Regions from separate parts of the Homo sapiens genome. Here region 2 is linked to region 1. Evidence: chromatin loops called from intact Hi-C (ENCODE). Cell type or tissue: OCI-LY7. All regions are shown on one strand. Links, peaks and the distances in the headings refer to the core of each region. The heading gives the core; the rest is flanking DNA. Region 1 overlaps VWC2 (von Willebrand factor C domain containing 2). Region 2 has its middle 240 kb from the start of CDC14C.

Evidence for each region. A loop is a pair of places that touch in the nucleus more often than their neighbours do. Peaks named below come from ENCODE experiments on the same cell type or tissue, not always from the same donor. Only the 100,000 strongest peaks of a DNase experiment are listed, where the experiment ranks them.
Region 2: a loop joins it to region 1, with 2.1 times the contacts of the local background. A loop is called at or near these places in 2 of 110 quality-filtered maps.

What each region holds. Positions count from the first base shown.
Region 1 is chr7:49,781,581-49,798,405 of GRCh38, forward strand. All of the region lies in intron 2 of VWC2 (von Willebrand factor C domain containing 2), which reads left to right. Among named protein-coding and RNA genes, the nearest start is that of VWC2, 16 kb to the left of the region's middle. RefSeq lists an enhancer at 9,526-10,510. In OCI-LY7, for the core only: CTCF peaks have their summits at 9,696 (motif pointing left) and 9,896; DNase peaks (open chromatin) are centred at 8,471, 8,821, 9,181 and 9,671; H3K4me3 peaks cover 623 bases; H3K27ac peaks cover 1,708 bases.
Region 2 is chr7:49,157,147-49,173,971 of GRCh38, forward strand. No RefSeq gene overlaps it. Among named protein-coding and RNA genes, the nearest start is that of CDC14C, 240 kb to the left of the region's middle. In OCI-LY7, for the core only: a CTCF peak has its summit at 9,564 (motif pointing left); a DNase peak (open chromatin) is centred at 9,535.

The DNA.
Region 1 (16,825 bases), core at 4,789-12,788:
TGAAGACAGGATTTGAATCCTAGCGTGTTGGACTCTGAAGATCGTGCATAGTGTCTTCGTGACCATATGGTGATGAAGTGGCATTTTGCGTGTGGTGGAGAACATTTCAGGTACCCGGAAAAAGGAAAAGTTATACAAGCCCAGAGTGCCTTGCTTATATGTATGTCCAATAAATGCTTGATCCACTTGGCTAAGCATTTATTTACATGGATTTGTCATATTTGACTTGGCCATCTGATGAACAAAATAATGTCTGTGTCCTTCAAAGGATGAAGTCTTGAGTCGTAATGGGACTAAAAGCACTTAGTCCCAGGATTTCCCTGAGAGCAAGGGGGAATGAGTCCAGGGGGCAGTGAAAAGAAGACTAGATCCCAAGAGGCAGGTAGGACTCCAGGGATTATCAGACCCATGTGGGGCAACAGGTGGCCCAAGAGGAAGATCTGGTTCTAGGAGGTATTCTATTTGGCTCATGGCATATAAAACATTTGTTTACTAGTGCCTGTATTTGACAAGCGGGAGGTTCATATAAATTCCCAGATTGCCTAATTCTTACAAAAATGAAATGATTCCCAGATGGCAGCCATCTGTCAGAGCTGGGCAGGGCTGCCCCTTTGGGAGGGCATTTGTTTTCCAGCTGACCACACCCCCCTTGCAGATGTGTGATTCACCCATGCTCCTGTAAATAAATACATGACTTTGAAAAGCCTCTTGTTCATAGGCAGTGAAAATTCACCTTAGAAAATTAGTGCCCCCTCCAAAATCATACAGGCAGTTGATATCATGAGGAGGTTTAGGAAAGCAGGTCCCATGCTCTCCAGTCCTTTCCTCTTCAGTTTTGGTGGAGAATCAGCTTCTGGGACTTTGAGGACAGGGTACTTATCATCTGAACGGTGGGGTGAATGGGGTTCTGTTTTATCCAGTGCTTCCCTGGACAACTTTCAGAGCCTTGTTTTCTAGTGGTTAAAAAAAAAAAAGATAATGGGGCCTGGTGTGGTGACTCATCCCTGTAATCCCAGCACTTTGGGAGACTGAGGTGGGAAGATGACTTGAGTCCAGGAGTTCAAGCCCAGTCTAGACAACATAGTGAGGCCACATCTCTACAACAAATTGAAAAAAAAAAAAAAGGCCAGGCATGTTGGTGTGCTCACCTGTAGACCCAGCTACTTGAGAGGCAGAGGCAGGAGAATGGCTTGAGCCCAAGAATTTGAGGTTGCAGTGAGTCATGATTGGGCCACTGCATTCCAGCCTGGACAACAGCATAAGACCCCATCTTAAAAAACAGAAAAGAAAAGAAAAAAAAGTGGATAGTATTCTGCATTCCTCTCCCATTATAAGAAGTAAATAAGATGTATGTGAAAGCAATTTGAACCTGTAAAGCTCTGAACAAAGTTCATGTGGATATTTAGACAAGTTCTGCAGAGTGTGCAGCTCAGGGGGAGGTAGCCACGCCCTGGTCCAGATTTTGGTCTCTAGAAGGACTCTTGTAGAACCTCTAATCATTAGGGACTGGCTCCATGGAGCTGCTTTTCCATAAAACATTACCTCCTCAGATGATATCTCTAAATCTGATAAGTCCCAACGGAAACATTATTCTTACATTTATTTGAAAATATTTAGGACACCATGTGTGTGAGGCCCTGGGCTGCATCCTAGAGATGTGACGGGAAGTAAATGGCCCCCTCCAGGAGACAGGCAGCAGTAGTGTGGTGTGTGAGGCACTGTGAGAGCTTGGGTCAGGGGGTCAAGGGGGCACACAGTAGAAGCCACTCTATTATTATTAATAGACTCCACTGTTGTTGATGGCTTGTTTTTAAATGACAGAGGAATCCTGGGCCAGATGTTCTAGGGAAAAGAAAAGAGTGTATCAAATGTAACAACTGTGAGTTTGCATGAAGGATATGGCTTCCCACCCAGGCCTACCTACCCTGTGACCATCCTTCATGGTACTTTTCTGACCACGTAGCTGGAAATCCTTCTTACTGCTTGTCTGTTCCAAGGCTGAGATCCTGCCAGCTGGATCATACTTCTCATTCTATTTCTGTCGGGCACTGGGGTGCGGCCAGGACATAGACTGCCTTTCAAATCTGTGGAAAAGGATGATGTCAGGCCTCTGCCGAGGGCCCTGTGAGTTCTCTCAGAAGCCTTAGGCCTGTGGAAAAGCATAGAGCTTGAAAATTAAAACTCCATGGCCAGGCACAGTGGCTCATGCCTATAATCCCGGCAGTTCGGGAGGCCGAGCTGGGAGGATCACTTGAGCCCAGGAGTTTAAGACCAGCCTGTGCAACATAGTGAGACCCTGTCTCTAAAAAAAATAATAATAATAAAATAAAATAAAGAAAAAAAAGAAAAGAAATTAAAATGCCAGGTGGCTCTGCACATTTCCAAGTATCCAAGAATAGCAAAAGTGATGATGCTTTAAACATGAGACCTCTCCTTCCTTTCCTGGGAATATGGAGGATAGCCTGACAACTCACCTTCAACAAAATGCCTGAAATCCTGAATATCATATAAAACACATATTTTTAAAAGAAAAATGTTATTTGTATAAATTGATGGGGTACTGTGTAATTTTATTACATGGATACACTGCGTAGTGGTGAAGGAAGAGCTTCTAGTGTAGTCATCACCAGAATAATGTACACTGCATCCAAATAATGTACACTGCATCCATTACATAATCTCTCATTATTTACTCCCTCCCCATCCCTGACACCTTTCTGAGTCTCCATTGTCTGTCATTTCACATTCTATATTCATTTTTAAAAGCACAGCTGAAGTGGCAAGAAAATAAGAGAAATTAATTTCTAGAGGTGGAGTTGGAATCCATAGAGCAAAGTCTGCCTTGAAGTTGTGGCTGTCTGGGAGCATCTCTTGATCTTGGGGCCTGGGCCCTTGGCACTCATGGCCAATCATTACCGGGTTGTGGCACGTGAAGAGTTCAGGTCCCCAAGTAGAAAGAATCAGATCAGGATCTATCTTATAAAGCCAGGGCACCCAAGAGCCTGTACTGCAATGGGACAGTGTAGGCAAACATCTTTCAATGGGCCTTGGCTCTGTCCAGAGGAGAAAGAAATGTTTGTGTTTTCCCCAAGTCATTGCCATCTGTAGCAGGCTTACCCTCTTATGGATGTGGAGCCCAATTCATGCTTCCCTGTGTGGTCTGCAAAGTCCAAATGGAATATGTGTTTTTAAATGGATCAACAGGTATCTGATCTAAACAAACACACACGGGGTGAATGCACCCTTCACCCAGGCTGCAAAAAATTCCCACAAGTAGTGTTCCAAGTAATGTGACCTCAAAAGAAAAAGTACTCACAAGAAGAAAGGGCAATGTGAGCAAGAATCAGCTGAGGCAAAAGCAGTTGAATCAGACCCAGATATTGGGATGTAAAATGAGTATATTTGATATATACTTATTTACATATATACATATAAAGAAAATGCTGGAATAAAGTGCATGGGTAAAGAACAGAAATATATCCCCAATCCTAGTCAGCTTTGAATAAGAATCAGATAAAGCTTGTTTAAGTGAATGATACATTTAATGAATGATATCAATCCCATGGAATTAATATTCAATGGGAGGGATTAACAGTTGTAGACTAGATGCAGTTTAAGATATAATTAGCAAACCAGCACACAGATCTGAAGAAGTTAACTAGTATGAAACATAGACATATAGATGGAACACAGGAAAGAGATGTTTCGATACATGGAGGATAGAGTGAAAAGATCTACCACACATCTGCTTAGAATTCTGAGATTGTAGAGAATGGGAGAAATTTAGATAGTTCCAAGAGACGGCAGTTCCAAGACTTTCTAGTTGAAAGTCTGCTTAGAATTCTGCTTAGAATTCTGAGATTGTAGAGTATGGGAGAAATTAAGATAGTTCCAAGAGATGGCAGTTCCAAGACTTTCTAGTTGAAAGACATCTATTTTCTCATTCAGGAAACCCAATGAATCTAAAGAAAGATAAATAAAAATATATTCACATCCAGCCATATTATAGAGACTGCAGAACAACAAAGGCAAAATAAAGATGTTCAGAGCAACCAGAGAAGACATTACATCCAGAATAACAGTGAGTAGGCTTACAGCAGACATCTGATCAACAGAAAACACAGCACAGTAGGAGAATATTTTTAAATAAGAGAGAAACAAGTGTTAATCCGATTGATGTATCCAACAAAATTGTCCTTCAGGAATGAGCCTAAAGAAAGATACTTTATACAATAGAGAGCTGACCACCAAAAAATATTTACTAAAAGAACTTTAAAATAAGAGTCTAAAGGATGAAATTTAGGAAGAAGGAAAATGATCCCAGAAGCAAAGTCACAGAATCAAGAAGGAGTGGATAAAACTTAACTGTTTACTAAGCTGTACACCAGTGGAGCTCAGCTGGGGGCAACATTGTTTGCCTTCCCCCAGAAGACTTTTGCAAGGTATTTGTTACCTGGGTATATAGTGTGATGCTGAGGTTTGGGATAAGAATGATCACATCACTCAGGTACTGAACATAGTATGCAACAGTTAGTTTTTCAACCCTTGCCCACCTCCCTCGCCCCTCTCATAGTCTCCAGTGTCTATTGTTCCCATCTTTGTGTACATAAGTGCCCAATGTTTAGCTTCCACTTATAAATGAAAACATGTGGTATTTGGTTTTCTGTTCCTGCATTAATTCACTTAGGGTAGTGGTACCCAACTGCATCCATGTTGCTGCAAAGGACATCATTCCATTCTTTTTTATGACTATGTAGTATTCCATGGTGTATATGTACCACATTTTATTTATCCAATCCACCGTTGATGGGCACCTAGGTTGATTCCATGTCTTTGCTATTGTGAGTAGTGCTGCAATGAACATAGGAGTGCATGTGTCATTTTGGTAGAAGGATTTATTTTCCTTTGGGTATATACCCAGGAATAGTATTGCTGGGTAATAGGTAGCTCTGATTTAAGTTCTTTGAGAAATCTCCAACTACTTTCTGCAGTGGCTGAACTAATTTACATTCCCTCCAACAGTGTATTAGTGCTCCCTTTTCTCTGCAGCCTCACAAGCATCTGTTATTTTGTGACCTTTTAATAATAGCCATTCTGACTGGTGTGAGATAGTATCTCATTGTGATTATGATTTGTGTTTGTCTGATGATCAGTGATGTTGAGCATGTTATCATATGCTTGTTGGCTGCTTGTTTGTCTAATTTTGAGAAGTGTCTGTTCATGTCTCTTGCCCATTTTTTAATGGAGTTATTTGTTATTTGTTTGCTGATTTGTTTAAATTTCTTATAGATGGTGGACCTTTGTTGGATGCATAGTTTGCAAATATTTTCTCCCATTCTGTAGACTGTCTGTTTACTCTGTGGATAGATTCTTTCACTGTGCAGAAGCTCTTTAGTTTAAATATTCTTAGAAAACAGGTACTGGGAGCCAGCTCAGCCTTAGGCCAAATCATCAAGTAGGTGAACACTTCAGAGGCATCCCCAGCTGGTCAGAACTGCCCACCACCAAGTTCTCAGCCACTCACCAAGTTCTCACTACTCAGCCATGGGCAATTTTTCCTACCCTTCCTGTAATGAAGGTCAGAATGCTTGGAAATCAGATTCCTTTCCTACTGCTCTGTGTACCCTTAGGGCAATAGGCCAATCAGAAATAAATAGTACCTTCAACCATACCAAACAGATTGGCCCTTCTGTATGTATCTTTGCTTTCCTCATATCTAGCTTTAAAAACAATTCTTATTTATATTTTACTTCCAAATTCTGTATGCTTTTAAAAAAGAGAGCTCAATATTTTTGTTTTAGAAAGCTTGAAACAAATGAAATATAATAAAATTAATTTCAAGTAAGTCACTATTCTTATTAATTCCTCTTGATATGCCAGGAGCTAAACCTCCCCACCTGGTGACACTGTGGCATTGTTGACAACTATGCTCTGGGGACATGGAGGGAAACAAGCCCCACCCGTGGGGAGCCTGGGATGTGCAGGGAGCCAGCAGGTGGCCAGATGCTCACCTTTCTTTCTCACGTGGGGCAGAACTGCCCCGAGCGCCTCTACCTCCACTCGCTGTGCTTTTGCTGCGTCACACACACAAATGTCATGAGTGGGTAGGTTGAAAAAGAATATGGCTTTTGACAAGGCTGCTGCTGTGGCCTGGGCAGGAGAAGCAGGAGAGAGACAGGCAGCTGAGGGGTACACTGTGCTCTAATGTCAGCCTCCCAGCTCAGGGTAACCTCCCACTGGTAGCAGAGTTCATGTCTGGGCTCCCAGTCCTCTCCAGGAAGCTAAGAAAATCAGCTTATCTTGCTTCTAGGTAACAGCAAGGGATGACAGATATAATTTAATGGTCAGATCTCAGGGACCATTGCGCCGTATGTCTGGGTGCAAAGAGTCCCTTTCTGTGTGAGTGAGCACTGCTGTGTCTTCTCCACCAGAGCTTAAAACTCCATGGAAAGGGACTTCATCAAACGGAGAAACCACAGTGGGTGTCCTGTTCTAATTTCAGCCTACTTTTGAATAGGCTTAGCTTCAAGAAGAGATTCAGGGCCAGTGATGGGAACCCACAGTGCCTGTCCACTCCTGGCTCGGGCTGTGGTCCAGCACTTCCTGGGTAATTGGCAGCTGATGTGTTGAAGGAGCTTTAACAAGACAAGCAAACCCTGACTTCAGGCAGTGTCCAGACGGGCATCCATTTGGGTCACTCTACAGTTGGGGGTGCGAGCAGGGCTGTTGGAGCCCGGCCAGCTTTGGGCAAAGGCAGACTGATGGGTGCCTTTGGTCATCTTCACTTCCTGCTTGTAGTGGGCATTGTCACTGCCATCTCAAAGAATGCCAAACGGGAGCACTGTAGTTCTGTTTTCCCCTGGCCTGTGTGTGTGTGTGTGTGTGTGTGAGAGAGAGTGTGTGGGTGTGTAAGACAGTGTGTATGAGTGTGTGTGAGTGTGGGTGTGAGACAGTGTGAGTGTATGTGTAAGTGTGAGAGTGTGTGAGTGTGGGCATGTGCGACACCCACACCTACTTATCCACACTCTTATGAGTGGTGGGTGTGTGAGTGAGTGTGTGGGTGTGAGTGTGGATGTGTGGGTATGAGAGTCTGTGAGTGTGGGTGTGTGAGGGTGTGTGTGTGTGAGAGGATGTATGGGTGTGGGGTGTGTGTGGATGTGTGTGTGGATGTGGGTGTGGGGGTGTGAGAGAGGGTGTGTATGAGTGTGGGTGAGTGTGACTGTGTGGGTGCGTGTGAGAGTGGATATGTGGGTATGAGTGTGTGTGAGCATGTGTGTGAGCGTGTGTGTGGGGGGTGTGAGGGTGTGTGTGGAGTGAGTGTGGGTGTGAGAGTGTGTGTGGCCTGCATGTGTGAGAATATGAGTGTGGGTGCATGTGTGTGCATGAGTGTGTGTGAGCATGTGTGTGTGAGGTGTGGGTGCATGCTTGAAAGTGTGTCAGTGTGAGCGTGTGGGTGCATGTGTGAGTGTGGGTGTATGTGTGGGTGCGTGAGTGTGTGAGAGTGTAGGTTTGGGTGTGAGAGAGAGATTGAGAGAGTGTAGTGTGTGTGTGAATGGATGTATGAGAATGTGAGTGTGGCTGTATGTGTGTGTTAGCATGTGTGTGGGTGCATGTGTGAGTGTGGGTGTGTGTGTGTGAGTGTGGGAGAGTGTGTGAAAGAGTGTAGGTGTGGGAGTGGGTGTGTGTGAGCGGGTGTGTGTGAGAGTGTGAGTGTGAGCGGGTGTGTGAGTGTGGGTGTAGGTGTGTGTGGGTGCGTGTGAGTGTATATGTGGCTGTGTGTGTGTGTGAGTGTGAGTGTGTGTATGAAGTAGGCATAGTGGTTTCATTGCATTAACATTTCCCCCCATTGGCCACAGTCCCCACCACTCCTTATTACACACTTAGTTCATGGCCTCATTTTCTTACTTGACTGGTCCCTGAAGAAATTTGAATTTGTCATCCCTGAGAGAACTAATCCCCATGTCACACCTGTCTTTTAAAAGTCTATTCTTAGGAAGACATTATTTTAGTCATTTATATATGAAGTAAAAATTAAGCTCTCTTTTTTCTCCCAAGGATTACTTAGCTGTAATTCTTTAAAACAAAAGGGTTTTGATCTTCCAATGTTTTTAAAGAAGAGAATATCTTTCAAAATTTGTCAGGGAACCTTCTTCTCTCCCCAAACAGGTGGTCAGATGCAGTTGACATTACTTTCTTTCTCTTACGGGCTTAATTTAGGAATCTATAAATGAGCCAATTATCTACAAAATAATTCTACAAAGATTTCAGCGTCACCCATGCTTCCCAGGTGGGAAGTGAGAAGCCGCTCCCTGCACTGGCCCTGGTGCTCCGGGGGGCCCTACGGCCCCTTGGCTCCTTGCAGAGGCGGGGGTGCAGGCCGCCAGCACGTTTGGCTGCATCCTTTCTGACTGTGTATCTGTTAGGCAAGCTGGCAGATTCCAGACTGCCCATCAGGTCTGAACCATCAGCAAAGAAGGAGGTCTTCCTCATTCTCCTCCTAGCTGTTCTGCTGTTTGCAACCAAGTAAATATGAAGTGTAAACCCTGCCACTAGTTTTTCCCCCGCATAATTGACCTAGCAAGTTCCTGTTGATCTGTATTAATGTGAGGGAATTATTCAGGAGAGGATTTAAAAGATGTTAGTAGACAAGGGTCTTGCCTGAAGCTAAAGCCATAAAGAAGGAAAAGTTGTCTGTGGTGCCCGAGAAGAAAGCTGTATTGCCTCAGATTGTCAGGCTGCAGTATTCTTAATCTATTGTGTTGTATGTGGAGTTGTCTTCTTACTGAGACTCAGAAACTGACAGCCTCTGGGGACAGTTCTTAATTAAATCCCTTTGTGTGCAAATCTGTTCTCTGACAGACAGTGGAAAGACAGAACAGAAAAAAAAATTCTTTTCTGAATGGCACAGGCAGCAGCGTCTCTCTGTCCTTAGTTTCTGTTGCTATAATCCTTGTGGTGGAGGCTGGAAGGTAGCTTGTGGATCAACTTCACTTCACATTAGAATTAGCTCTCTTTTTGAGGGAGAAAGTAGAGAGGGGCAGGGAGCTAGGTGGGGAGCCTTTCTGTGCCTTCCTGGATTGATGAAGGGACATCACATGGCAGGGCACCTCCCAGCCCTCAGGGGGTCGGGGACTCAGGCTGCAGGGCCAGAGTCCCCAGGTGGCAAGGGCCCTTCTGCTTGTCAAGTTTGGAGGGAGAATTTGGCCATGTCCTGTGCTAGTTTGATAAGACAGTTTCAGGGAAGAAACCTGAACAAGGACGGGGGAGAGGTTTAGTTCCAGGTGACTGCTGAAAGGAAGACATCATTTTCCAGGTTTCTTATAGGTGGTGAGGAGGGCTGACAGGTGCAGGCAGAGCCATTTGCGCTCCAGGATGCCTGTGGATTCTGAGTACTTATTAATGAACATTTTCTATCACTGGCCCTGTGGTATGACCAGACTTCAGTTCAGGCAGAGACCTGCCTCAAGAAGTCACCAGACCTGTGGGTGTGTTTTCACTCCATAAAAAGCAGAGTTGAAAGGAATCACTTCAGCATTTTCCTCCAGCTCTGAAATCACACAGTTACAGGTTATCAGAAGCTAGTAAGACTACACTGTATAAATGGAAGGGACTTCGTGACTTGCCTCTACGTGCACCCTAAGGGTGTGAGCTGGAAACAGGTTTTCATAAATTGGGCAGCTAGAAAAGGCACTTTCGCCATCTGGTGACAGAACTGTGACAATGATTTGGGGAGGCTGCTTGTCCTGGGCTACGCGGAGAGACTGCTTTGTCATTCATGCCTTTCACTAACTTCTTAATCTGAGGTCATCCAAATAATCATGTAACAGGGTCAAAATGAATACAACAAAAGTGGTATGTGCAGACAGGGAGGTCCTCTTAGTTTAGAACATTGCTTTTCCTTCCATGGCTCCCAATATTTGCTGATGGCTGAAAACAGTTGTTCTTGTTAAAGTTTCTGTCTCTGTTGGGATATCCCAGCCTTTTGGGCAGTCAGGAATCTGATCACTTCTGGGAAGTGACTCAGCTTTTCAGGAGTTATCTCCCAAACCTACGGCCATTTTTCTGAGTGCCCCCTCCACCAGCTCCAGGCTGACTCAAGCCAGGGTGGTGGCATCTGACCCCTTGGCTTTGCCCTCATTCCATCCTCCTCCCTCGGGTCCTTCTTTCCAGACAAGAAGATGCTTCGCCTTCCTTTGTTATACATTCTTTAATTCTTCCCACTCTATGATTGAACCTCCAGACTTTGGCTCTCAGTCTGTAAAAATCAAGCTCAAGAAGTACTGATAATGGCCACTGTCTTCCTGGAAAGCCTGGCCCTCATGATTCTTAAAAGCACAGCAATTATGTAGTTACTTGTTCTACTTACTTGTGTCTGCTCTCTAGAAAACCAAGGCTTAGCCTCTTTGTGTAGGTGCAGTGGTGGAAGGGCCAAAGGGAAACACTGGTGAGAAAGAAATATACAGGCGTTACTTCAAAATACTGTCCTTCTCTCTGCCATGACTACTAGCACATTTGGCCCTCCACATCCACAGATGCCACATATGCAGGGCCACCTGGAAGGGACCTGAGCATCCTTGAATTTTAGTATCCGAGTTGTTTCCCGGAATCAGTCCCCCATGGATACCAGCGGACGACTGTAATTCATCCTTGTGGAGTGTCCATCATGAGCCACTCACCGCTGTAAGCACTTTGCCAACAGCAATTTAACCATCCTCATTTTACAGATAAAAAGACTGAGGCACAAGTTTCAGATAACTTGCTCAGGGTCCCACAGTTAATCAGGGGCAGAATTGGGCTTGATTATCCTCTCCCGCTGTGTGCATTTACGCTGCACTAGACACCTTTGATTCTGCACTCCTGTGACCAGGCAGTGACTGCGAGGATTGGTACCCCAGTGGGTTCAACAGGTAACTTCCTCCTTCCCCTTTTTAACATGAGGACATGGAAGCTCAGGAAGGAAAAAGGACTGGCTGGGGATGGCGCAGTCCAGTTCTAGAGCTGCTTCTCTTCCTGAGAATTGCTGTACTGTTGCCACATACACTGTCTTTCCTCCTGTTTCCTTGGCCACCCTTCCTACCCTTGCTCTGGAAGCCTCCTGTCCTGGCGGCCAGAGGTCTCCCCATCTGCGCTGTGTCCAGCTTTGCATTTTCCCTCGGGCTTGGCTGGAGGAGGCCAGATGTTGGAGTCACTGCACAGCCTCCTCCCTGGGGAAGCCTCATGGGGTTTCAGTGGGAGAAGGGAACGTGGGATTCCTCCTGTGCATCTCATCTTGGTACTGTGATGTCGGGCAGTCAGGGGCTTGCCTGAGGCTACAGGGCACGCTGAGGTATGAGGTCCAGGACCAAGTTTCCCACGTCTCATGGCCTACCTGGGTCTCTAGATCTGGGACAACGCTCGTGCTTATTCCTTTACAGTTAAGATGCCTGGCAGCTGCTCCCAGAGGCCCTGACAGAACTTTAAATTGGCTAATTATCCCACTCTCTGTCTTTGCTTTCTTATGGAAGAGCTGCAGCCCAGTAAAGCATCACTAAAATCCTCCATCAGATGGCTACTGGTTGGAGGTGATCAGTGGGATTTGGAATATTTCCTGGCATTTTTCAGGTACTTCATAAATGACCTTTGATATGGAACAAATTCATATGTGAGATTTTTTAAAATGTGTGTTTAAAATGTATCAAATATGCCTAAATAATATTCAGACTCTGTCCAGGCATCACTGGATGCCACTTTTTTGTCACATTTGTTTCTAACCCTCTTTTTTTTTTTAATGAAATTGAAGTGTACAGATAGAAACAAACCTGCCCTCTCATTCATCCCATCCTGTCCCCTTTCCTTTCTGTTCAGAAGTAGCTGGTGCAGTGAAGTTGCTACATATATTCCTGCACTGATTTTCTTATTTTATTCATGAGCCTGTATCTGTAAGCAACACCTGTGTGTACATGTGTTTTCAAAGACTGACATTGATAGAAGCAACATAATACCATATATATTCTTTTGCAACTTTTTTTTCCTGTTTATGTTTTTGAGATTCATCTGTATTGTCACAGGCATATTTGTTCATTAATTTATAACTGCTGTCTATTATTCCATCTGATTAACACCACAATGTGTTTATCCACTCTCTTAATGGTCAATTGTTTCTAACTTTTTTCTATTGCAAACTCTTAGGGCTTTAGGTCTTTGATAGATAGCATATAAATGGCATGCATTTTTTCACTTCAAAGTTAATAACCAACTGAGAAGGGACACAGAGTCCAAGATCAGCATCCTGGACTGGGAAGTGCAGCTAGATGGACAACACATTGCTGGTAGACCAGGGGCATTTCTGAACCTCAGCAGTCTGAGCAACTCAGAGCCCACCTGTAGGGGTACCTGCAAGGTTTCTGAAAGGAGGGCACAAATGCGCTCATTCTGTGGACTAGCCAACACCAAAGAGCTAATCAGAGGGGCTAAGCAGAGCTGGCTGTAGAGTTTCTTTGAATGCCTCCTCCCAGAGAGACATAACTGAAGACTGGAAGAGAAGCAAGAATTTCTGTCACTCCTGACCCTCCCATTCTAACCTCCTGTATATCCCAAACCAAAGCCCTTTTGCCCATTTGCATGCTAGCAAATGTAAGAACTCTGGTTCCCCTTCTCTTGGCCAAGACCTGATGCTATCAGACATTCTTTTCATGCAGCTCGAATGTGCATGAAATACTATCATTTGGTTTGCATTTTTCTGATTTTTAATGAGATGGAACGTTCTTTTATACATTAATTGACCATTCAGATTTTCTTCTTTTGCCACTTAATAGAGCATTCACAGTTGAGGACATTGAGACGTAGCAATATTAAGTGCTTGCCCAAGCTTACACCAATAAATACGTTGGAATTTGCATCCATGCCTGTTAGCTGCACTGTCTTTGGCCCTTGTAATAGACAGGGTGTATGCTCAGCAGGCAGGTATGTATGGGTGCTGGGCCCAGAAGCTTGAGAAAGAAATATTGCATGTGGTTTGAAGAGGTTATTGTTGGTTATTGTAGATCCAAGTTGGTCTTGTCTTATGGTGCAAGGACCCTGAGCACAGGATATTCATCACCTCATTCCACATTCCCTGGGGTATACAGGCTGTATTCCTAGTACCTTCCCTCTCTACCTGCCCAGTCTGATCCATTGTTGCACTTCTTCGTTGTAGTTCAGTTCGGCCAGTCTAGAATGTGGAGCATCCTTTGGACACCTCTCCATCCTCATCCTCTTGTCTATGTGGTCCTCTTCTCTTTTCTACCTGTCCCAATCCTTCCCACCTGACTTATCATATTCCAAGTTCTCTGTCAGATACTTCCAGCCAGAAGTGACATCACTGCCTTTAAAACTCTCAATATGCACGTAGCTCAGTTAGCGCTCAACATTTTCAGCCATTTTGTTAGTTTCTCTTCCATATATTTATGTCTCATCTCCCTAACCAGACTGAGCATTTGAGGTGAGTGACTCGTGTATTTCTTTATATCTCTCCTTGAGAACACAAGGAGAGATAATGTAGTAAGCCTATGCAATTGATCAAGAGTAGGATGGCTGGGTTGTTGATACAATTTGTGGGGCCTGTTCTTAGTATTGTTGCCCCTGGTCCCATGTGTATGTAATCTCTAATCAGCAAGATGGATGTGTATCTTTCATATGTGAATTTGAAAATTTTTGTCAGTTGTGTAAGTATGAATCATCAATTATTCATTACACATTTTTAGCTGTTTAAAGAAGACATTGACAGAGGGAGTAGAGCAGAGAGTTAGACGTCTGGAATGGGTGGAGTGTGGTGTGCAGCTGTATGTGCCCTAGGTTCTGAACTGGAATCAGGACCTTGAAGGTCGCTTTCTGATCTCAGGCTTTGCATTTATTCACTTTCCACACAGCCTTCACACACCATCGGTCCCTTCTTTAAAGTCATTGCTTTAGTATCTATGCCTTCTATTCCCTTTGTGGATTACATGTGTAATTCAAATAATGATCCCTCTCAATAGAAAGGTTTACCTTTATTCCCCATTCTTAAGGGTTGGGTGCCTAATCCTTGAGCAGCTCTTTGTGAAGTGTTGAGCAATTGTTACTATAGCAAAGTTGTAGATACTATTTCTGTTTTCATAATATGTTGTGTAAGTTTGTTTTAGATCTTGTGTCTTTCCAACCATTTCTTTCTTGACTCAGTCAGTATTTCTTGAGCTTGTTCAACATTTTGCACTGGCCCAGTTACTGTAGCCATCATAGATGTGACTGAGAGATGGCTCTGGCCCTTTAGTTGCACTGAGTCTAGGTCACCACACTGTCTGCACACATAGGGGTTAAGAACCTCAGTGATAGATCATCTGTGTCCAAAAGGCTTGGCAGGCTCCAGGGGGTCCAGAGACTTAAAGAATTTCAAGGAAGGGAGGGATTGGTAGAGGCAGATAGGGGGTAGGGGCCCCTATCTGGGAAGGGGGCAGACGATATTTCAGTGTTTCCTTGGTTTCATGTTAGTCTTATTTTGTATCATTGCAGAATCCAATAATCTGAGAGTTAGAAAATATCAATGCAATATCTGTACTAATGGAAGAAATAGCAAAATGGGAAGAAGAATATACTTTATGCTGAATAGTTGTAGTTGAGAAAGTTCTATGCTGAAGTTTCTTAGCTCATACTTTCTTTCTTCTCTATGTTTAAATTAACTCCATCTATGAAACCATTACAATTACTTGGAAAATTGTTCTGGGGTTTTCATGCCTCCCATTTGTCTGCTCATGAGTGGGCATGTGCATTCAGCCTGGAATTACTCTCTAGCTGCCGAAAGCCAGTGCACTTTGCAGCAGTGGGATTTCCTGGCACCTATTCCAGCAGCTCACAATCACAAGCTCCAGATTAGACATGTCATGGTGGTCCTTATTCAGGTAACAGGATTGTGAACATAGGCATCTCTTGTTTCTCACAGAAAGATGTGTTTGAGCTGGATTTGAGAAAAATATGTTTGCATTCCCAGGTAGGTAGGCATCCCGGTAGATGGTGAGGGTTGCTGCTGTTGCAGACAGGATAGAGTAGGAGGTAGTGTCTGAAAAATACTTCCTACCTTCTATAGTGGAAAGACATTCAAGACATTAAAATCAAGCTGCTTTCTGTAACATTTCAGAGCCTGGTCCTTCTCATGGTTATGAAGATTATAATCACAGTTATGAAATTAAACAAGGCAAAGCTTCTTACAGATGGATGCCTAATTGGACTTAAGTTTACTAACATAAAATATATGTAGTGCAATATAAAGCTCCTTAAATGCTACTCATATAGGAGTGTGAATCCCAACTCTCTACCACTTACCATCATATAGAGCTTTAGTTTATGTATGCCACTTGATTTAAGCAGTATCATTTTATAGGTCTCATTTTTCATTTAAGAAGTGTTTTGTGTGTAAACTCTATTACCCACTCCTACTTAATTATTCAGAAATAGATTCAATATTTATTTTACAGTCCTTGCTGTCTATGTACATATGATATAAACATGTCTATAAGTATTGAGCATTATAAAGGTCTAACTATGAATAATTTTACTTTGCCATCAAGTTAATATCTTTATAAAGCCTCTGCTATGCATGTAGTTATGACTAGCCTCTGCTAGTCATAACTCTGAGTAGTTGTAGTTGAGAAAGTTCTATGCTGATGTTCCTTAGCTCGTACTTTCTTTCTTCTCTATGTTTAAATTAACTCCATCTATGAAACCATTACAATTACTTGGAAAATTGTTCTGGGGTTTTCATGCCTCCCATTTGTCTGCTCATGAGTGGGCAGTGCATTCAGCCTGGAATTACTCTCTAGCCTCTGCTAGTCATAGTGGAAAAAAATATTCACAAACATAATTATTCTTCATTGTTTTGCTTCAGGTTTGAGGGTGTATCTCTCAGATCCTGTTTAACTGCTGTCTTTAAGACAGAGGCACTGTGGTAACTGTGAAAGCAATGTGGATGAGTGAGAATGATTAGTGCATCAGCTTGGAGACCCTGTTTGTGGGGGTCAGGTCAGACGTGCACACCGTTGCTAATTTTCCTTACCAACCCCTGCTGTTATCTGTATTCTCACCTTCCTGAAAAATGGTATAAGTAGTATTCATCTCTCTAGCCTCAGGACTGGAATGAATAAATGAACACATAGAGAATGTCTTCATTCTCACTCCCAATCCCAAGAAACCATGTTCTTTGGATCCAACAAATTTTTCCCTACTCCTGGCACACAATAGGGGCCTTGAGAATGAATTCTTTTCTCAAATGCCCAACTGTTTCTCCAGGCTACACATCTAAATTCTATCCATGCAAAACTTGGAAGATTGTGAAGAATGACATTTCTGCCATAAGGTATTCTATGTAAAATGTAGGTGGTGATTTGCTAATAAGAAGTACTAATGCTTTAAACTTAGGTTGTCCCTAGTTAAGTTTCTTCTGGGAAAATGATAACTTTAGAAGAGGAGAAAAGTTTGTGTCATCTGATCGGAAAAAATGTGCATGGAAGTTCCTGCTGCTGGTTGCAGAGTAAATGATGTGCTCGGCATCTTACCTTTAGTTTCCATGTGGGACAAAGAGCACAGCCTGGCAAAAGGCCCATGGTGCTTGAGTTGGCACGTGGGGAACCATCAGCTTGGTGGGTGCTTACAGTCAGAGCAGCAGCTTGGTATCTGACCAGGTCAAGGGACAGGCAAATCTTTCACCTCACTCCTAGACATTTGGGTCAGCTGCCTGGGCCTGCTGACCACGCCAGTGGGGATCCAGCTATGGGTTGGTGAAATGAGCCTAAAAGAGGGTCACTGTGACCCAGAATGCCAGATTGGCCCTGATGACTGG
Region 2 (16,825 bases), core at 5,485-13,484, 620 kb before region 1:
AAACACTTACAAAACCATCAGATATGGTGAGAACTCACTCCCTATCATGAGAACAGCATGGGAAAAATCGCCCCCATGATCCAATTACCTCCACATGGTCTCTCCCCTAACATGTGGAGATTATCGAGATAATCTCCATTTGGAGACGTTTGGGTGAGGACACAAAGGCTAATCATATCAACAATCAACATTACCATTTTTTGAAATATGTATTATTTGAATACATATTATTGAGAAGTATTAATCAATATTAGAGAAATATTTTTGTGTTCCTCACTTAAGTAACAGAGCTTTATAGAAAAAATCTAATTTAGCTGAGAACCATTCCTCCAGTTTCCCCAGTATTAAGTACTGTTATTGAGAGGTGACAACGTGCTAGCAGCCCTCACTCTCTCTAGGTGCCTCCTCAGCCTCGTGTCTGCTCTGGCCATGCTCAAGGAGCCCCTCAGGGCTGTGGGGGTTTGTAAACGCACCATTCAGTGCTCTGTAAAATGGACCAATCAGCTTCTCTGTAAAATGGACCAATCAGCAGGATGTGGGTGGGGCCAGATAAGAGAATAAAATCAGGCCACCAGAGCCAGCAGCAGCCACCTGCTCCAGGTCCCCTTCCGCGTTGTGGAAGGTTTGTTCTTTCACTCTTCACAATAAAGCTTGCTGCTGCTCACTCTTTGGGTTGCACCGCCTTTATGAGCTGTAACACTCATCCCGAAGGTCTGCAGCTTCACTCCTGAAGCCAGCGAGACCATGAACCTACCGGGAGGAATGAACAACTCCAGAGGCGCTGCCTTTAAGAGCTGTAACACTCACTGTGAAGGTCTGTAGCTCCACTCTTGAAGTCAACGAGACCACGAACCCACCAGAGGGAAGAAACTCCGGACACATCTGAACATTTGAAGGAACAAACTCCGGATACACCGTTTTTAAGAGCTGTAACACTCACCGCGACGGTCCGTGGCTTCATCCTTGAAGTCAGCGAGACCAAGAACAACAATTCTGGACACATTATGGCCCTCTGTCATTCTGAATTTTTACCTAGTGACAATATAAACTCTACGGTATACAGGATGTTTTATATATTAATTTTTGAAAACAAGAAATTGTGATTAATTATTGCTTTACTTTCTGTAGTTTGAATAAGTCCTTTAATTTTTATTTTAGACTTGCCTAATGATACAGGACAGGGAATCATGACTCAAAAGTTCACATTTATATTGAGATATTTCATATTTCCTTATGGAAACTTCTTAGAGTTCATAAGTAAAGATTGTAGTCTTATTAATTTATTTGTTCATACATTCACTCAGCAATTCACGTAATCAGTATATATTTGTCAACTTCCATGTACTAAACTCTGCCAAGTGGTTTGGATGGAATAGCAAATAACACAGGTGAAGTTCCCACCCTCTTGGAACTCATTCACCTCCTACGGGATAGATAGGAGAGATAAGATAACTTTTTACATGGTATTTGGAGTACAGGGCACAGGTCATAAGGGTGGGACCATAATATAATAGGATTGGTGTCATTATAAGAAAATAAAGAAAGAAAGAAAATAAAGAAATAAAGAGAGAGAGAGTTATCTCTCTCTCTCTCTTTCTCTCTGTCTCTCTCTCTCTGTCTTGCACCCAGTGGAAAGGCCAAATGAGGGCACATTAAGAAGGTGGCAATCTGCAAGCCAAGACGAGAGCCCTCACAAGGACAAACTCTGCCAACACTTTGATCTTGGGCTTTCAGCCTGTAGAACTGTGGGAAAATACAGTTCTGTTGTTTAAGCCCCCCAGTTTGTAGTACTTCTTACAGCAGCACAAGCAGACAAATTTAGTTGTGTGCATGGGAAGTATGAATTACAAATCACTTTAGCAGTATGACATATAAAATAATTAGTGTCAGAAGGAAACATTTAACATGGAGTCTAATGCCACATCAAATCTTCAGGCAAAACTTTCTAAACTGACAGCCTCACACAGAAAACTTAATAATTTCTTAATGATGTAAATGAGGATTTAGAGCATTTTAATAAATAATTATTGTCTAAAAATGGAGACTCTGCAGCAAACATGGTTCTTATGTGTTTACTCTCCAAAGGTTGGGGGGAAGGGTAGGGAAAGAGTTACAGGGAGAAGAAGGAGAATGAGGAGGAAAGGAGGGGGCAAAGGAGAAGGAGGAGGAGAAAAAGGGAGGGAAAGATAGAGAAAAAGGAGAAAGAGAAGAAGAAAAAGAAGACGGTCAAGAGGAGGAGGAGGAGGGGAAACAGTAATTGGTAGGTAGCCTCATCACTCTCATGCCTTAGTTAAATACTGATTAATCAGTTTCACTCTAAGTCTATTGTTATAATCATTCCCTTGCCTACATCTTCCACTGCTTTGTTTCTTATTTACTTCATAATGTTCACCAGAAAATCTTAATTCTAGTTATATCCTCTTGTCAGTCAATTCTGTTTTAAAGGAATTGCCCCTTATTTTGGCCTGTGATTTCATTTTCCCCATGGTGATAGTATATCCTGAGTAGCTATGGAGTAAGAAAATAAAGATATATTGTGCACACTTGAGGCAAAACGCTTGGCAGGAAACCAGTTGAGAGCTTCCTGGAAGTTCTGTTCTACCCGAGACTGCCAAGACCTAGAGAGTGAAACATAAGCAGCAAAGTTGTCAGCCCCAGTCCACGTCCTGCATTGTTGAGATCCTCACATGACCTTAAGTGCAGCACTCTATTGATTAAACCTCTGATACTGTATAGCTGCAGTCTCTTTAAAACAATAACAATGGTTAAAATATATAAGCTATGGCCGGGCACAGTGGCTGATGCCTCTAATCCCAGCACTTTGGGAGGCCGAGAGGGGCAGATCACCTCGGGTCGGGAGTTTGAGACCACTCTGACCAACCTCGTCTCTCCTAGAAATACAAAATTAGCCGGGCATGGTGGTGCAGTCCCAGCTACTCGGGAGGTTGAGGCAGGAGAATCCCTTGAACCCAGGAGGCGGAGGTTGTGGTGAGCCAAGATCGCGCCATTGCACTCCAGCCTGGGCAACAAGAACGAAGTCCTATCTCAAAAAAAAAAAAAAATAGATATAGATATAGATGCTACAATCTCCTTTGTTGTAACTGATAATTACCATTATCTACCTCCTCCACCACTCATCCTAGTTGCCTTTATCTTTAATGAACATTTCAGTTGGTCTAGATTGCTTTTCTGGTGGGATGACTCAGATCTTCCCTGAGAAAAATACCAAAGCCTTGGTATCTCGCTCTTGTTGGCATTGATTGCTGTAATTGTCTATTTCTGTTATCATCAGAGAACCCCCATTATTTAACAAGTCCCTGATTATAGTCTTGGTCAACTACTTCTATGATCGTATTTTTTCCTGTCTTAGCCTGATAGTCTGACATTTTGAGAAACCTAGAATGATTAGATAGTAGTCATAGCTGAAGCTCAATGGAAATATCACTGGGATTTCTCTCAGTGAATTTAGTGGAAATATTGTATCAGTAGGAAAAAGGAGTGTATTATCCAGGAGACCCTAAGAATGGAAGCTATAATTACACATGTAGAGCATAGGCATTTACAATGGCAATTCCACGTTCCATCCTTAAATTTCTAGACTCAAGTACTGTAGCTATAAAGGACATTTCTCTTACATCAGTACATACTCCACTTCTTGGAATAACAGTGCCTGCCATCAGTCACTGGTGTGTTGCTCCCAGACTGATGAATTAACTAAGTCTTTCATGCCACTGTTCTATGAGACCAAATGCTTTCCAGTGAGATAGTATATGGTAGAACCAGTGGCACCTATGAGCAGATATTACTAGCTAGTAGTTGTCTTTAGGTTATACCTCTGGCTTTGAGGTCCCTAAGACCACCCGCAGACTATGATTCACTAGAATGACTCACAGAACTCAGAAAAAGTTATTATACTCACAATTTTAGTTTATGACATTTGAAGTTTGCAGATTAAAATCAGCAAAGGGGGTTGGAGAAATCCAAGAGAAGCCTGTTGTGAGCATCCACATGTCGATTCCCCAATGAAATTGCAAAAGATATGATTAATTCTCCAAGAGATGATGTCTGACAAGTAGAAAGTGTTACCAGTGAAAGAAGCTCAACTGAGTCTTGGTGTCCAGGATTTTCATTCAGGATTAATTGTGTAAACATTCAGCAGCCCTGTAACTGACCTCAACTATTCAGATCACAGCATCTCAGAACACAAATAGGCATCAACAATAAATCACATTATTAGGATAAACTTATCTAGTCACACTGGTATAGTGTGGCCCAAAGACATAGGCATACAGATACATTATTATTAGGCAGAAAATTTTGAAAGCTCAGAGGTTACCTCCTGGGAGTCACCCAAGGATCTCTCCTGAAGACAGGTCTTTTTCTTCAAATGTGCATGGTTTGAGCAACACAGGCCTGCTGAGTTAACCTTTTCCTGTACAACCTCCTTATGTATGAAATGGATCTCTTAGCCTAATATTGATATTATGTAGTTGATAATATTATTAAGTACGTAATCGCGATATTGGTAAATGGAACAATTGATGCTAGTAGAGGCTCCTAATGTGCCAAAGGACAGAAACCACATGGTCCATACCTAAGACAACATGATTTCAGAGTGGAGTGGGAGAAAACCTGCCCAGAGCTGTTAACTCTGGTCATGACTGAAATAAGAGATGATGCAAGAGGATCTGAGTTAGAGAAGTGAAGTCATAATATATAGAGGACAAAAGGAAGGTGAAGAATCACCTACACAGTCTCCACCAGGTTGCTTCAGCTTTTCTCTGGTTCAAGTATCTGACACCAGCTCTGACTGTCATAAAGAATTGTCAGAGGAGAGGTCAAGAACAAAATTCCAAGCTACTTTTCTATTTGATTCTTCTACAAATTTAAAGGAAGCTTCCTTCCAAGCTGGAGCTGCCATAAAACCTCAGATAACCATGTTGGGGGTTGACTGGGTAGAATGAAACCAAATGTTTTGCTGTTCAGCATATTGATAAGAACCAGAATAGAACTTGCCAGCTATACCTTTAATAAGGTTAAAAATCAGGACTATATATTGTTATGTGCTTTCTGTACTTGAGAATGAATGCAGTTATTTCAAAGAAAGATACATTTTATAGACAGGATTGGAATACATTTCTTCTATATTAACTGAGCCCTGGGAGAATAAAAAGTGAGAATTGCAAACTGCAGAAGAGTAACAAGGGATATTGCAAAATGGGCACAAATAGATGCAAAATAATGACAAAAATGTCAAAGTTATCAGAAATAGCTGATTGGCCTTTTAAATGAAACCAGCAGTAACTAACGGGCCTTCTCATTTATCCTTCTCCAGGTAAGATAGGTTATGCTTCAGAGTTCTGTTGCAGTTTGTAAATCTCTGTCCAGTGCCCTCAGAGGAAACCCAATATATCATAGCTATAAAACACTCAGTTAAACTGCCCAGATGCTACCATGAAAGAGTTTTCAAATTATAAAATACTTATGTCAATACCACATTTTATCTGTACTTTTTATTGTGCAATGAACACAAGGTCTCTGGAGGTTTCCTTCATTGGCTGCTATCCAGCAGTTATTTTCACACAAAACACATGTGCACATTTACTCGTGTGCACACACATACACATACATGGTAGGAATTCCACGAAGAGGTCATTTAGAAGTTTTACACAGTAGTGATAGTATGGGAAGTATGTGTATACCTGCTACAATTCCCTGGATAATTTTCACTGTGTGCTGAATTACTGATTTCATTTTATAAGTTATAATTTATGAAATAAATTCATTTTCTTGCTCTGTGTTCAAACTACTCAATTACTTATTTTGGAGTAATACATATTCTTAAATATGGGTCTAATCCATTGTTTTCAGATCCCTGTCATACCATAATTTGTGGTGTACCTAATTAAAGTTTATATGTTCCTAATTTACCACCACGCGTTCCTGTCTTGGCTCCATCTATAATCAACAATGTACTTTGGCTTCCATCGTAGATATTTTATGGGCCTTTATATCATTTATAGACTCTGAATATTCTTATGCAGCATACAATCACATACAGAGTAAATCCTGAACCCATCATTACCCAACCCTGTCCTACCTTTCTTCAGCCTGTGCCCTGAACTACCTAGTCATAGTGCTCACAACCCACTCTCAGAACAAGAGTGTCTTTGTACAGCTCAGACTGTCATCTTATCTTCATAATGAACTTCGGGTTTCAGGTCATCCATGTTTGCCCCCCTTATTGTTCAGGCAAGTCTATGAGCTCCTCTACTCCTACCACCTTTGCTCATGTTGGTATTCTTATATGGCAATTGGTTGATATTGCCATGACTTACCTTCTTGTATCTTCATAAGTTTATAGACTCCTGAAGTAGAAAAATCACCCCTTGTTCTTTTCAATTAGCACCTTTACAACTTACTGGTCTGTCTAACTCCAGCACTTTATGAGAAGTAACTCTTCATCGGCCTTGGTTCACATCATGACTAAGAGGGCCATAAAGGAAGAGTTTATGATTCTTGTGTCTCAATGATTTCATTGAACAATTCTGTCAAATTTTCAGAAAGGAGGATCAAAATTATGTCTAACAAATTTACTTGTGTGCAGTGCATACACACAAAACAGTTTTAAACCCAGCATCTCACTGCCTCATCAAAATTTCAGTGAGGGTTAATGTAGGGGTTATTATCACAGGTTTTATGACGAAAAAACTGAGATGTGAAGAGGCAAATGAAACATGATATGACCTTTAAGATGCAGTTTGAAGCTAGCTTTGTCCATGTCAGCATCTGGATCCTTAGTGCAGTCAAGAGAAGTTTGGGAAATTACAGTGAGTGGATATTTTATATTTTGTCAGCAATTTTCCAGAGTATTGTATTATGTTATTAACTCACAGTATATGCATCCTTGCTACTCTCTAAATATATGGTTATTAGATTTAGAATATTATTAGCATAAATGCAATCTCAAGTAACATGAAAATTAACATAAGACTCAGAATCAACCAAGAAAACACTGTTTACATGGGCTCAATGGAAACTTTGCCTGTTAGAATAAAGGAACAGTAAAGTGATCAATGTTTCAGAAATAATAAGACAACCACACTGTTTATAGGGAAATAACATTATGCAATGATAGGAAGCAAATTATACTTTGGTAACTGTTAAAAATGTCCCTTACCACTGCTTCTCCAAGGTTCTTGAATTAAATGTGTGACATTTTGGGGCAGCCATTATTATTATTCTATTTTACTATTCTGACCCTCTTGTAGGTCCTTACAAAGACTGATTGTCCAAAGGTAAGAATTTAGAAAGGATATTTTATCTTGTATACCATAGCTCAAAATTATTCCGGTACCCACTGACCTTGTCTAGCACTTTGCAGACTTTTCAGAAATGAGATTTTATTATATTGCACTGCATTATAAACCTGGTTCTCTCTTTCCACTATGGAAGCAATCTAGTGGAATCCTAAGTGGATAAACTATGAAACGGGAAGCAGATTATTTTTGAGAGAATAAATATTATGCCCAAACTGATATTATTTTTATTTGACAAGAGGGAATATAAGCAGCCACATCTGAAAATAAACGAGAATGTCTAGGAATTATTGGAAAGTCATGCTTGATGGAGTTAGTCTCAGAGGTACTCAAAGCAAGAAGTTAGATGCCAAAAAGTAGCATAAAGAGTTAGGAAAAAAATTAAACAATGTTCAGAAATTTCAGAAAAATGGTGTTTAAATGGAGAGATGCATGACATTTTGGAAACTGAGAAAGTGATAATTAATAATATCAAAATTAGGTGTTATTAAATTGAGGGAATTTTTAAACCAACTTTGCAAAAGAAGTTAATGGCTTAGACATATTTTACTGAATTATTCAAATAATGATAAAGAGTCTTGTGGCTAGTGAGAGAGACGCTCACCTCTTGTGGACTCTGAACTTTTAAATAAGTGAATAGAACTTTAATGTTCTTTTAAGGTATCAAAAGACCAAAGAAGGAACAACACCACATGCACAAATTTCTCTAACTTAGAAAAATTGTTCCTTTGTTCTTGACTTTCTTTTTCAACTTCTATGATTTCTAAGGTGATTTCTTGTTTATAGTTAGTTTAAAAGTGTTTTATGCTGTATTATTAACAAAATTAATGCTAAAATTTGTTACTTATTAGTGTTTTATATGTAGTAGACACTATGTGAGGGACTTCAGATGTGTGACTGATACTGTATTCTATCTCCACACAATCATTTTCCAAGAGAAGCATTACCAGGGAAAGATGGTGTGGCACTGCTGAGGATGTGGATTGGTATCACTCATGTTCACTTGCCTGTATATACTGGCCACTAGCTATTTTGGGGATGAGACTTTACTTTCAGTATTTTCTTCAACTGTGAGTCAGACATTGAATTAAACAAATATTTCCATTACAAAAACTATTTAAGTGGTACAATTCAGTTTTTTTTCTTTTTTTGAGATGGAGTCTCTCTCTGTTGCCCAGGCTGGAGGGCAGTGGCATGATCTCAGCTCACCACAACCTCTGCCTCCCAGGTTCAAGTGATTCTCCTGCCTCAACCTCCCAAGTAGCTGTGATTACAAGCATGCACCACCACACCCGGCTAATTTTTGTATTTTTAGTAGAGACGGGGTTTCATCATGTTTGCCAGGCTGGTCTCGAACTCCTTGCCTCAAGTAATCCACTCACCTTGGCCTCCCAAATGCTGGGATTATAGGCATGAGCCACTGTGCCTAGCCTCAGTTTTAATAAATTTATTTTTACAAATAGAAATAAATGTCAACATGTGAGATTTTTAGTTTTTGTATCTGAACTGCTAATACATATTTATTGTCATCCTTACTTTGTATTGGTTATTTTATTAAGCCACATTATTACATTTTTTCCATTATAAGGCATATAAGTCATTTGCAAATGAAAATAATATATATACATATAGATAACCATATGTATATATACATATAAAACAAAATGTGAACTTCACAGTGCTGAAAATAAAAGCTGTTGCTATTTCATCTTACTTTTCTTTGGGTAGTGATTGATGTATATATAAATGAGGCAAAGATGGTATTTGTATATTGGTCCTATGTTGCTTACTTCTTACCAGGAGGCCAATACCTGTTACCTCATAATCCTGCTGGCACCAAGCCTAACTTTTCACATTCAATTGTTTAAAATAAAACCCCAATAAACAGATTTTCAGCCATTTACAGCCCACTCGTTTTGCATACTACACAAAACTTACCAACATCTATTAGCCGTAGATTAGAAAAACCCTAGGTTTGTATAGACCACATGCTGCCTGTCAGAGCTCTCTGCCCCAGAGATTCCTCCTGGGAAGCTAAGTGATACCACCTAGACATGCGAGCCCCCTCTTCAATCCTCATTCTCCTTAGGTATTATCTTGCTCCCTTCTCCTTCTAGGTGGTGGCCCCTGCATGGTTCTCATGCTATGAGGGCCTTCCCTGCATATAAATCTGTCAAAGCATCACCTAAATAAACTTAATTTTGTTCTTCTGCCACCTGGTGGTTATCCCATCCCTTTTTTCTTGATCAGCCCTTGTATCCCTTCCACTAACTACTGTGAAATAAAAATAAGAGACAGGACCAACTATATCTTTGTTACATTTGCTATGTAATAGGCATTGTACTAGGCAATTTTCATTGACTTTATCACTTTATCTTATAAAATTCTTACCCAATGGAGTAAATGTATTATTATTGCTTTACAAATAAAAAAATCAAGACTGAATGAACCAAAATTTCTAACAGGGAAGACACGTAGCTTGGCCAGTGATGAAAAGCAGACTCAGGCTTCACATCTCATTGTTTTCTGATTATAAAACTCAAGCCTATTAAAAATCCAGTACCCTACTGCTAATCTTGAATCCAAAAGTCTTTTTCTGAGGTTCCACATCTGTGCCACATCCTGACTTGCATCAGGCAGCTCATTTTTACCAAATCTCTGTTTCTTTACTTAGAAAACTGGTGCAAAAGCAAACCTATCCTAGCTTTTCAAGGCCATGTGAGATAATGCATAGGCAATTGCTTTATTGTCTGTAAAGAGTATATGCATAGGAAAACATTTTTTCCTTCTAATTTTTAAATTAAACCGGATAGTGAATCCATACATTACGGACATCATTATACAGACATAAAATAACATGAATGCCAATGTAAAACATCAATATATGATTTACTTGTTTCCAAAGTGATACTAAGGACTTAAATGCTAAAAATTCATTATTTTGGATCCATTGTCAAAATGTGTACTGAATAGATATCTGAAGAGAAAGAAGAATAGTGTTTGTGTGGGGGGCAGAAACAAATCACTTGTTAGCAGTCTGAAACAAAAGGGTACATTTTCCAAATATAATTGAAATCATACATTTAAATTATTTTTTCTTAATAGAAAAAAATAGTAATATACAAGAGTCTAACACTTTCACTATTTTAAAAGTATTTTTATTTTATTGGTGCCTGCTGTGGTTCGGATATAATTTGTCCCCACCAAAACTTGTGCCAGTGGGACCTAGTGAAGTGTCTGGGTCCTGAGAGCAGGTCACTCATGAATAGGCAAATGCCCTCTCTCAGGAGTGAGTGTGTGCGGAATGGGTATGGTCCCTCAAGAGGAGGTTATTAAAGATTCTGGCTTCCTTGGTTTCTCCCTCTTGGCTCCCTCCCTCCTCACGTGATCTCTTGGCACACATTGGCTCCGCTTCAGTTTTCAGTTCTCTGCCATGAGTGGAAGCAGCCTAAGGCCCTCACCAGAACCCTAGTAGATGACAGCTCCATGCCCATGAACTTCCAGCCAGCAGAACCAATTAGATAAATAAATCCCTTTTCTTTATAAATTACCCAGCCTCAAGTATTCTCTTAGAGCAACAACAAAAAAATGGGCTAAGATAGTAGCCTATACCTAGCAGCACAGGTTAAGAAAGATGATAAATGCTTTTAACTAAAAATAAATAAATAAATACGTATTATATTATATATATTATATATATATATTATTTGTAAAACTAAAGTGTTTCAAATACGAATATTCTCTATTTTTTTCCAGTCTGGTTTTATTATCCATTTTATGCAGAAGTGAGAGGAAGTAGATGAAAACTAGATTTCCAGCTGCTGCTGCAGTTACAAGTCCTTATTCCACCAGACGCATGATTAGGTAATTTATGAAATAAGGAAAGAGGAAGTCATAGTTTTTTTAAATAGTGAATTTTAGACAAATTTCTTTTAAAAATCATGGAAACCATAAAATTTAACATAGTTTTCTATAGAGGGGTAAAAAGGTACATCTACATCAAAACTTTAAAGTGTGAAATGTACACACATGTGCATGCATGCGTGAGCATGTGTATTTGTGTGTGTATTAAGAATACTTATATTTTAAGAAAGGTCTTCAAAGTAATATTAAGTTATTAATTTGCCTCCCAGTGGAAATTCTGTTAGAATACTGAAAACTCACACAGAACAAGTTGTAACTATTGAACTCATTGACCTGTCTTTATTTAGACTGGAAATAAAATGCAAAGTATTCTCTTATGAAGCTATTGGCTTAAAGTACTATCTTGTGTATTGCATGACCGCATAGGGAAATATATCTGATGTGGACTCTTGATTTAGAGTCCATCACTCAAATTTTGATTTAGAACCCTATTGGAATTTTGTTCCCAATAAAATTTATAAAATAACTTTATAAATATAACAAATGCCATACCACAGTGGCATGACACTCCTGAGGGTTTCCACATCCCTAAAGAAGTGACTCCACATGGACATTGCATGGAAAGGGTGGGATTCTGGTAGGTGACCATGTAATGGCCGCTTTTTTCCGGCACCTCCTGACAGACCCTGGCTTCCATGGCACAAAGCTGGTTTTCCTCCTACCACCACCTACCTCTTTCAGTCTGCTTTATGGGAAACTGTTCTGCTGGATGCCTCTTAAATGTTAGTGTTTTCTTACTCTTTAGCCTCACATTTGTACTCAATTTACATATTCTCCTGGACAACTTCCCTAATTCTACAACAGCCATCTGTATGTTAACGATTTCCAAATTTTCTCCTACCTACTGCCCTTTCCTGAACTACAATTAAACCATCCGTCTTCCACTTCTTGTATTCTAGTGTTAGTACCGTCATGTGCTGCATAATGACCAACATTTCAGTCAATATGGGACCTCATATATGATAATGATCTCCGAAGATTATGATCCTGTATTTTTACTGTACGTTTTCTATGTTTAGACCCACAAAACCTTAGCATTGTGTTCCAATTGCCTATGTAGTCGTGATAGTAACATGCAATCCTAGGAGCAATAGGCTAAACCACGTAGCCTAGGTGTGTAATAGACTATAAACTATCTGGGTTTGTGTAAGTACACTCTGTGATGTTACCACAACAAAACTGCCTAATGATACATTTCTCATCAAATATCCCTGCCATTAAGTGAGGTATGATTGTATGTGGGCCCACCAAATAAGGGGTAGGAAAGAAACAGAGAAAGGGATATTATCCCTGGGCAAATTTCATAAGTGCTATCTTTCCACTTCCTTCTAAACTTTGGGCTTCATTTATGCTAGCCTATTTGCAGTTATTTTAATAGTTATGTTCTCTTTTTAGATGTGTGTGCAGTTTACTCTGCCTGGAATATATTTCCTACTTACTTACTTTGTTATTTATGTTCATTCTTCAAATTTCAGTTCAAACATGATCTTCTCTTGGAAAGTTGTTTAAAATCTCATCCACTGTCGTCTCAAGGACATGGAGTGTGTCTCTTTTACAGCCCTTGTACTTTATATGTAACTGTCTGGGTAACTGCATATTTCTGCTGCCCCCCAGTTGTTTGGCTATTTGATACGAGTTACCACATGGTATTTCTATTGGTATCCCAAAGACTATACTAAATTTGCATACGAAAAAGTTATGAGTTATTATTTAAACACAGAAATTAATAGACCATAGAATGAATAAATCAGCAAATATGTGTATCTGCCAGATACGTATTTCCTAGAAAATCACTTCTGCTATTACAGATGTGTAGTTGTGCCTTAGGAAATAATAATTATCTGTGAAAGGTGCTTGAGACATAGAGAATTATTTTTAATCCTACCTTAAAATAACATGGCACACATTTATTAGAATAATGCCTCTGGTTAGTTATGGGGTGCAAATGGAGTAATCACTGGTCAGCAGCATGAAGATCCTTTATCCATATACTAACGATCCATGATTTTCATGGAAGCGATTAATTGCCTTGATGGTAGTTAGTTTGTCAGGGTACTATTTAAGGTTACAGCTGTCATGTAAAGCACACAGTTCTTCCTAATGTATCAAGGGTGATTTCAAAGAATAGATGACACTTGAGGGAGTCTTTGAAAAAATGTTGGAATGAACAGATAACAAGAGGGGGATTTTGGAAAACAGCCTTTGAAACCAACCTGATTGTCCCACAGACAGTTTTTTTTTTTTATAACTGTAGAAATTAAGCCTTATAGTCTTAAAGCCTGAAACTTATATTTGTTTTATCTGCGTTCCTTCCTCAGGAAAAGACCTTCAGGCCTCTCAAAAAAAGTATCAAAGAATGGAAACTCACCAGATCGCCACATCCCATCCAAACAATGAGATCAAGACCCTTCATTCATTATGATTGCTTGCTTCTCCCTCCTTAGTTCCTGTTTCCTTGCACATTGTTACATTTCTTCCCTGTTATATAAACCCCTAGTTTTAGTCTATCAGGAAGATGGATTTAAGACTGAGCTCCCATCTCTTTGGCTGCAGCACCTGATTAAAGCCTACTTCCGTGGCAGTATTCAGCATCTCAGTCATTGGCTTTCTGTGTAGCCAGCAGCAGGACCTAGACCAAACCCCTGGTGTTTCAGTAACACTTTCAAGGAGGGAAAGTAGAACTGATGGTATAGAAATACCTGAAGAGTTAAGGGATGGAGCAGGTCAGGGGTGATATTGCCACAGAAACATAACATGCATGATAGTGAGTGTTGAGACCTTATATTGGCAAGGAGACAGAAACAGAAGCAGGAGACTAAATTTTGAAGTCCATTCGTGGTGCAAGGTGAGGAAGACTTTTTTACTGTCCTTTGCCTACAATCGACAGTCATTGAGATTTTACTACAAGCTGGAGATAAGGTTAAGACTGTTAAACTATTGCCTCATTTAATCTCCTCGTGAGTCATACAAGGCCCATTTTACTTTTATGCGTGCTTCACAGATGAGAAAACTGAGGTTTGGCCACAAGAAGTAGCTTCCTCTATGTCTAACTGCTAGTATATGTCAGAGTCAGAATTTGAAGCCATTGCTCTTGATTAGGACATTCTACATCTACATTTCCTAGTCTGGCTGATTGATACTCTATTTTCTGGGGTCAGGAGGCACTGTTGTTCAATTTGGACAATTGACTTATATTCATGTTTAGTGAGACTCATATATATCACACACCAAAATCCAGATAGTCACACTGACCCATTCCTTCTTCATCTGCAAGGATTTTTACTTTATTTTCTGTAGAACCAAGTTTTACCTGATCTGTGAGGCCCTCCTTGGGTCCTGCTCTCTCAAGAGGTCTTCTCTGACCACTTGATTATTTTCTTGTTGAGTGTATGGCAGGAACAATGGTCACTAGGCTTAGTGAGTATGGAGTCTTTAAATTCAATTTTTTTGGCCAGAGATATGCTTTGGAGAAAGCCACATATATCTAAATTGCAGACAGAACTGCAGCCAGGTATGTGCTGTGAAGTACACAACCAAGACCACAGTCTCCGGTGTCTATAGGGTTCTCCTGTGTCTTGGACCCACATGACTATTCTCGTTTATTCCTTCCATTGTTACTATTAGCCTCTTAGTTTCTGTTATCATTGATTCTCCTTTCATCATCTTGCCTTCCTAGTTATTCTCAAAATAATAAAATAAACCTATCTGTGTTTAGAATGAATGCTGATGTTTAGTGTGTCAGCTATGCTGATGTTGATGTTGATAAATACATTTTATGTTGTAAGCAGGAATTTTCTTGAACAATATTTCTGTCATCTCAGGCATTTTATTTTGCCCAGTCTGTTCATCAGTAGAAACAGGTATTTATAGCCTGAGCAACATGGTAAAACCCCATCTCTACAAATATATATATATAAAATCCAGGTGTGGTGGCACATGCCTTCACTCCCAGCTACTTCGGGGGCTAAGAGGGTAGGATTGCTTTAGCCTGAGAGGTCGTATATGGTCGTATATCTTAGGAAGCATAAAATAAAAATTTTCCTGGATTAGATATACAATTATATTCATTAACTATGACAACTGAAAGATTCGATTACTAAGCATTTTTCCCTAAGAAGTAAAGTATTTTAATCAATAAGAATGTATCTTCTCTACTCCTAATAAGTTTGTCTTGGAAAGAAATGAAGACAATTATATGAGAATATTCTTTTTGATGTAGTTTCTGTGGAAAGCATTGCTGATATGACATTTATGAACACAAAAGCAGAAGAGTAAAACCATAAGAAGATACATGACACATTAGAAACTGCTTGAAACTGAAATATGTGGCAGAGACTTGACTCTACTTCTCAGTTTTCCTTTGAAGGCAGATTGGAACCTCATGAGAGCCAAGCCTACACTCCTACAACTATGTCTTCTAGACCAGTGACATTCACAGTGAAGAACAACACTGAAAGAAGAAGTGTGCCTCACCATGGGACCAGCGGCTTAGTGAATGAGTCACAGAGAATATGTTCTTCATTGTTTACCATACCTTAATGCATCTGTACAAAAAGGATTATTTTTAAGAATATGGGTATTATAGATACTTAATTTAGCTGTCCACATATTTGGATTAGGGACAGGCAGATGAAAAATATCTGTTTCTTTCTTCTTTCTTTTTTTTTAAAAAATTTCTGAGACAGAGTCTTGCTCTGTCACACAGGCTAGAGTGCAGTGGCATGATCACAGCTCACCGCGGTCTCGACCTCTCAGGCTAAAGCAATCCTACCCCCTTAGCCCCCGAAGTAGCTGGGAGTGAAGGCATGTGCCACCACACCTGGATTTTATATATATATTTGTAGAGATGGGGTTTTACCATGTTGCTCAGGCTATAAATACCTGTTTCTACTGATGAACAGACTGGGCAAAATAAAATGCCTAAAACAAAGTCAACTTTTCCAGGTAAAATATGCTCTGGAGAGACCAAGATGATGTCCTGTTAAGATAAATGGACATTAGTTAGCTTAGGGAATTTTTTTTTCTATGAGGAGCCAACATTAGTGCATAAGATAGGCTTTGCTGGCATGGTGGTGCATGCCTAAAGTTACAGCTACTCAGAAGGCTAAGACGGAAGAATTACTTTGAGCCCAGGAGTTCAAGGCTGTAATGTAATATAATCATGTCTGTAAATAGCTACTGCACTCCAGCCTGGGCAACGTAGTGAGACTCCCATCTCTAAATTCAAAAAAAAAAAAAAAGAAGCAGAAAAAAGAAAGAGCTTTGCTGCTTAGGACTAGATTTTATCACAGTGACCCAGAGAAAGAATTCTAGGAAAACTGTGGTTTTTCTGTAATATATTAGGAGGTTTGTATTTCAAAGTCTTGATTGTACCTTTAATTTACTGAGATGCAGATAAATCTTTCCTGTTCTCATCAATTTGGGATCACCTAGAACAAGCTGTGAACAGTCCTTCATGAAACATTTTATTCTACATGCAGCAGAGCTTTTAGAGTACCCAATGGCTGATGCCACATGCCGTAATACATCCAGGGGAAATACAGGAAGAATTGATTGTTAGGTGGAATCATGTCACCAAACAT